Regions from separate parts of the Homo sapiens genome. Here region 1 is linked to region 2. The links are chromatin loops, found by intact Hi-C in ENCODE. Cell type or tissue: dorsolateral prefrontal cortex. All regions are shown on one strand. Links, peaks and the distances in the headings refer to the core of each region. The heading gives the core; the rest is flanking DNA.

Region 1 (2,920 bases), core at 228-2,727, 350 kb before region 2:
GAAAGAGAGAATAAAAGAGAATCATCAGAAAGAACTCTGTAAACAAAAACAAATGAATGAGGCCGGGCACGGTGGCTCACACCTGTAATCCCAGCACTTTGGGAGGCTGAGGTGGGTGGATCACTTGAGATCAGGAGTTCGAGACCAGCCTGGCCAACATGGTAAAATCCCGTCTCTACTAAAAATACAAAAATTAGTCGGGCATAGTGGCATGCACCTGTAATTCCAGCTACTCGGGAGGCTGAGGCAGGAGAATCGCTTGAACCAGAGAGGCAGAGGCTGTAGTGAGCTGAGATCATGCTACTACATTATATATGCCACTATATATATATATGCCGCTCTCTATATATATACATATAAAAAAATAGAAAAAGAAAAATATATATATGGTGGCATATATATATATATACACACACACCAGTATATATATTTCTTTTCTTTATATATATACTACCATACACACTATATATATATGCCACTATATATATACCACTATATATATACCACTATATATATATCACGATATATATAATCACTATATATACCACTATATATATACACCACTATGTATATATATACCACTATATATATATATACACATATATATATACATATATATATGTATATTTCTTTTCCTTCTTTTTTTTTTTTTGAGATGGAGTCTCACTCTGTTGCCCAGGCTGGAGTGCAGTGGCACGATCTCAGCTCACTGCAACCTCTGCCTCCCGGATTTAAGCAATTCTCTGCCTCAGCCTCCCAAGTAGCTGGGATTACAGGCACGTCCCACTATGCCCAGCTAATTTTTGTATTTTTAGTAGAGATGGGGTTTCACCATGTTGGCCAGGCTGGTCTTGAATTCCGGACCTCGTGATCCACCCGCCTCGGCCTCCCAAAGTGCTGGGGTTAGAGGCATGAGCCACTGTGCCTGGCCATATATATTTCTTCATACAGAAAGGTAGGGTTCATTATCTTCATTCAAAAAACAATGTGATTCAGTGTCCAGAAATCCTTAGCTGAGGAGACACTCTCTGTTTTTGTTCAACAGAATTTAAAAATTATTATTTCTCTGCAAGCTGTGACAGCCCAATATTTTTATAAATACAATAAAAACCATATTACAAGGGAATTATTTTGATCATTAGATTCAGCAGGTGGAAAGTAACTCTGACCACTGCTACAGAAGTGTCTAAAGCCTGCTGTCAACTCTTGTTCTTCTCTCCCAGTGTGGGGAGTCACCAGCCCGGTTCTTGGCCCACACTTTGAGTAGCACTGAAGCTGCCCGCGGGTTCAGGCTCGTTGTACATTGCATTGCCCCCGCGATCGGTCACAGAGCACCTCCTAGTGGCCCAGGCATCACATTGGGCACTTCCCAGCTGTGTCATCCCCCTACGAGAGCCCCTCTGGTGCCGTTTCTAGAGGCCTCGCCCTTTCCTGATAAAAACTCTTGAGGCTCAGAAAGGTTACTTTAGCAAACCAAGTGGTTTGCTCCTAAGTGGCAGAGCTGGATCTCGAACCCAGCAGGCTGGGGGTGTGCATGGGGAAGAAATCCTGCGAAAAGGAGAAAAAGACCTGCCCTAAACACAGCCCTAAACACAGCCCCTTGCAAGACCGTCTCAGAACTGCAAGACTTTCCCATAGCAGGGCGTGTGTCTGTCATCTGTACCACTGACTCCCTTGTCTTTGGGTGTTTGTCTCCCCAGAGGGGGTGCACACAGGGACCACTCCAACAGAGCCAGGACTATATCAACCTCTTCTGCGCCAACATGATGGACTTGAACCGCAGAGCTGAGGCCATCGGATACGCCTACCCTACCCGGGACATCTTCATGGAAAACAGTATGGCCAGCATTCTGCCCCCGGGGCAAAGGAACAGGGTGTCCCCCCACCAACACACACACACACACACACACACACACACACACACACACACACACACACACACACACACACGGAGTTGCCAGATTAAGCAAGTAAAAATACAGAGTGCTCAGTTAAATTTGAACTTCAGATAAGCAATGAATCCATTTTTAGTATAAGTTTATCCCAACTATTTCATGGGATATACTTACACTCAAAAATTATATTCATTGTTTATCGAAAACTCAAATGTAACTGGGCATCCTGTATTTTACCTGCCACTGTGTGACAGTTTCCTGCCCCCAAAGGCTGCCCCAGTGACGGAGCTCTACACAGATGGACCAGGTGACTGGCAGACAGACCCACAAAGCCTTATGGATGAGGCAGACAGGGAGCGCTTGGGAGGCTGCTAGCTGGCTGGGGTGTCCAAACTCCTCCACTGATCCTGACTTTGGAGCAGCCCTGACCAAGGCCCTCAGTGGGAGGCGGGACACAAGCATGGGAGCCCCTAGTTGGTCAGGCAAAGGCTCAAGCTGCCTCCTTCCCTCCTCTGCATTGAACGCCCACCTCCTAAGCCTAACCCAGGCAGATGAAGGCAGGTGGCACCGTGGCAGCCCTGGGGAGTGGGAGGAGGTGGGCCTGGGGGGCAGGCCTGCAGAGGGCCCCCGTCTTTACTTCCAGTCATGTTCTGTGGAATGGGCGGCTTCTCCGACTTCTACAAGCTCCGGTGGCTGGAGGCCATTCTCAGCTGGCAGAAACAGCAGGAAGGATGCTTCGGGGAGCCTGGTGAGCTGCGCTGCTGCCCTGGCTAAGAAGGGGGGCAGTGGGGGTGGGGGTGGCTCTGAGTTTCTAGGCCAGGTGTGGGAACAATGCATTGGTGTTAAGGTTGCCAAGGGATTTGTAACCTACAGGTGCACACACACAGACGTGTACACACAAGGAGAAACGGGCTCGGAGCCTTGGAAGCCAAAATGTGGCAAGACAGGAGGCCGTCTTATTGGAAGGTGTTGGCCCCTACAGCTGCATTAACAAGCCCATTTGTATTGTACTGTTTTTATGCTGA
Region 2 (2,920 bases), core at 192-2,691:
CTTCTTTCATTTTCATTGTTGCCCTTTTGTTGCTAAATGTTAGAGGCTGTGAATTTTTGCTGATTGCTGCTTTAAGTGTATTCTGGGGGTTCTGTATTTAATACTTTCCTTGTTATTTTTAGAAATTCTGTAATTTTTATTTATATTTTCTCCTTCACCCAGGAGTTGTCTAATAGAAGTATTATGATTGTTTTTGTTTGTTAATTTCTAGATGGAAGGGCCTTTTTGATCTTGCAATTAATTTCTCATGTTATTCTGATTAACTTTAATGTGTCTGATCAGAGAGTGTTTATAATTCTTACATTTACATAACTTCCTTGTCATCTTATTTATCATCTACTGATCTATCTATATATATATATATTTTTTTCAGATGTAGTCTCACTCTGTCACCCAGGCTGGAGTGCCCAAGTGCGATCTTGACTCACTGCAACCTCTGCCTCCCAGGTTCAAGCGACTCTCCTGCCTCAGCCTCCCGAGTAGTTGGGATTCCAGGCATCTGCCACCACGCCTGGCTCATTTTTTTTTGTATTTTTAGTAGGGACAGGGTTTCACCATGTTGGCCAGGTTGGTCTTGAAGTCCTGACCTCAAGTGATCCGCCCACCTCGGCCTCCCAAAGTGCTGGGATTACAGGCGTGAGCCACCGCGCCCGGCCCTGATCAATATTTTTTAGTGTTCCGTGTTTTGCTTGAGAAGTTGTATTCTCTATTATCTGTATACAGTTTAGCATATCTGTGAGTCTATCTTATTTAGGATTATGTACTCTTAGTTCATTTTCTACAAAATTACCTATTAGCGTGTTTCTGATTTATGAAGGAAGTTGGTGCATTTTTTGGTGACAGATTTTCATAACTTGTTATAGATTCACTGTGAATTATGGCTTTTAGTATTAGAAGTGTCCTTCTGGCTGGGCATGGCCCATACCTGTAATCCGAGCACTTTGGGAGGCCAAGGCGGGCAGATCCCCTGAGGTCAGGAGTTCGAGACCAGTCCAGCCTACATGGTGAAACCTTGTCTCTACTCAAAATACACAAATTAGCCAGGCATGGTGGCACATACTTACAATCCCAGCTACTCGGGAGGCTGAGGCAGGAGAATCACTTGAACCCGGGAGGCGGAGGTTACAATGAGCCGAGATTGTGCCACTGCACTCCAGCCTAGGTGACGGAGTGAAACTCTGTTTCAAAAAAAAAAAAAAAAAAGTGTCCTTCCGTGTCATATTTAATGTGTTTTGCCCTGAATTCCACGTTGATAGCAGGATTGCAGCCCTGGCTCTTTTGTGGTTTCCATCTGCCTGTTCTTTTTAAGCTGCTCTGAGGGTGTGTTGGGTGCTGAGATTCACGCAGCTGCCGTTCCCTTGCTTATTGCTGCCTCTTTGCATTTGTCTTACAGCTCCCTCCCCTTCAGCTTGGATGGAAGCACAGTCTCCCTGGAGTGCTATAGATCTTTGAGTGTGAGGAGGTGTGTGTCCATATGGCTAGCTCAGTCGCCAGAGCTTGAGCCTCGTCATGGGGAAGGACAGAGTGGCCCACGTTCAGGGCCTGAGCTCTCCCTCTTTGCTGGCCTGCCCTGAGTTGTCCTGTCAGTTTGCACCTGAGCGAGCAGCTCCTTTCTCAGTGTCAGGCTCAGCCCAGCCTCTTCCCTGGCATTGGGATTGTTTCATAATAAACACAGCTCAGGTGGTAATGCAAAGGACCTTTCCCTTCATTTCTGCCCCAGCTTACCCACTCCACAAGGAGATCTCATCATTTCCTCCTGTATACAACTCACGTATCTCTTAAAAGTAGAATCAGATCAGAGCCTTATACAAATCAAATATGAAAAACTGAAAAGCTACAAAATAATAAAAGCTCTGGTTTGAGCTCTGAAAGCTCAGACTGGGAAGTGATTTGAAACAGTTTATAATCATAGCAAACACATGCCATGCTTTAGAAAATACAAAATTGTGGCTGGGCGCTGTGGCTCACTCCTGTGATGCCAGCACTTTGTGGGAGGCCAAGGTGGGCGGATCACAAGGTCAGGAGATCGAGACCAGCCTGGCCAACATGGTGAAACCCCGTCTCTACTAAAAATACAAAAACAAGATTAGCTGGGCATGGTGGCCGGGTGCCTGTAGTCCCAGCTACTTGGGAGCCTGAGGCAGGAGAGTGGCGTGAACCCAGGAGGTGGAGCTTGCAGTGAGCCGTGATCGCACCATTGCACTCCTGCCTGGGTGACAGAGCAAGACTCCGTCTCAAAAAAATAAAGAAAAAAAAAAGAAAATACAGAATTGCTTAATAAGTTGTTTCCAGCCGGGCACAGTGGTAACGTGCCTATAATCCCAGCACTTTGCGAGGCTGAGGTGGGTGGATCACCTGAGGTCAGGAGTTCAAGACCAGCCTAATATGATGAAACCCCATCTCTACTAAAATATAAAAATTAGCTGGGTATGGTGGCATCTGCCTATAATTCCCAACTACTCGGGAGGCTGAGATAGGAGAATTGCTTGAACCCAGGAGGCGGAAGTTCCAGCCTGGGCAGCAAGAGCAAAACTCCTTCTCAAAAGAAAAAAAAAAAAGTTGTTTCCAAAGGAAGGGATTAGGAAAAAGTAGTTGTGACTTATATTACCATATATTTTAATGAAGAGATGGGTTTTACTTATTCAAATTAGAACAGAATTTCTGATTATGAACAATACAGACTTATGAACAATTTGGCAAACCCCAACAGAGATAATAAACTCCTGGCTGGGCATGGTGGCTCATGCCTGTAATCCCAGCACTTTGGGAGGCCAAGGCAGGCAGATCAGGAGTTTGAGACCAGCCTGGCCAACATGGCAAAAGCCTGTGTCTACTGAAAAAGAAAAGAAAAAAAACACTGGGCATGGTGGCACGCATCTGTAACCGCAGCTACTTGGAAGGGTGAGGCGTGAGAATCGCT

The links. Peaks named below come from ENCODE experiments on the same cell type or tissue, not always from the same donor. Only the 100,000 strongest peaks of a DNase experiment are listed, where the experiment ranks them.
Region 1: it touches region 2 in a loop (2.1-fold over the local background); 1 of 110 quality-filtered maps calls a loop at or near these places.

Annotation. Positions count from the first base shown.
Region 1 is chr16:5,054,969-5,057,888 of GRCh38, reverse strand. It overlaps C16orf89 (chromosome 16 open reading frame 89), which reads left to right. Exons shown (of 8, transcript NM_001098514.3): 5 at 1,701-1,836; 6 at 2,539-2,643. Among named protein-coding and RNA genes, the nearest start is that of C16orf89, 9.5 kb to the left of the region's middle. In dorsolateral prefrontal cortex, for the core only: a CTCF peak has its summit at 1,320 (motif pointing left); no DNase peak of the experiment used is centred there.
Region 2 is chr16:4,705,565-4,708,484 of GRCh38, reverse strand. The region is part of intron 7 of ANKS3 (ankyrin repeat and sterile alpha motif domain containing 3); the gene reads left to right. Among named protein-coding and RNA genes, the nearest start is that of NUDT16L1, 13 kb to the right of the region's middle. In dorsolateral prefrontal cortex, for the core only: no CTCF peak of the experiment used is centred there; a DNase peak (open chromatin) is centred at 1,424; H3K27ac peaks cover 1,876 bases.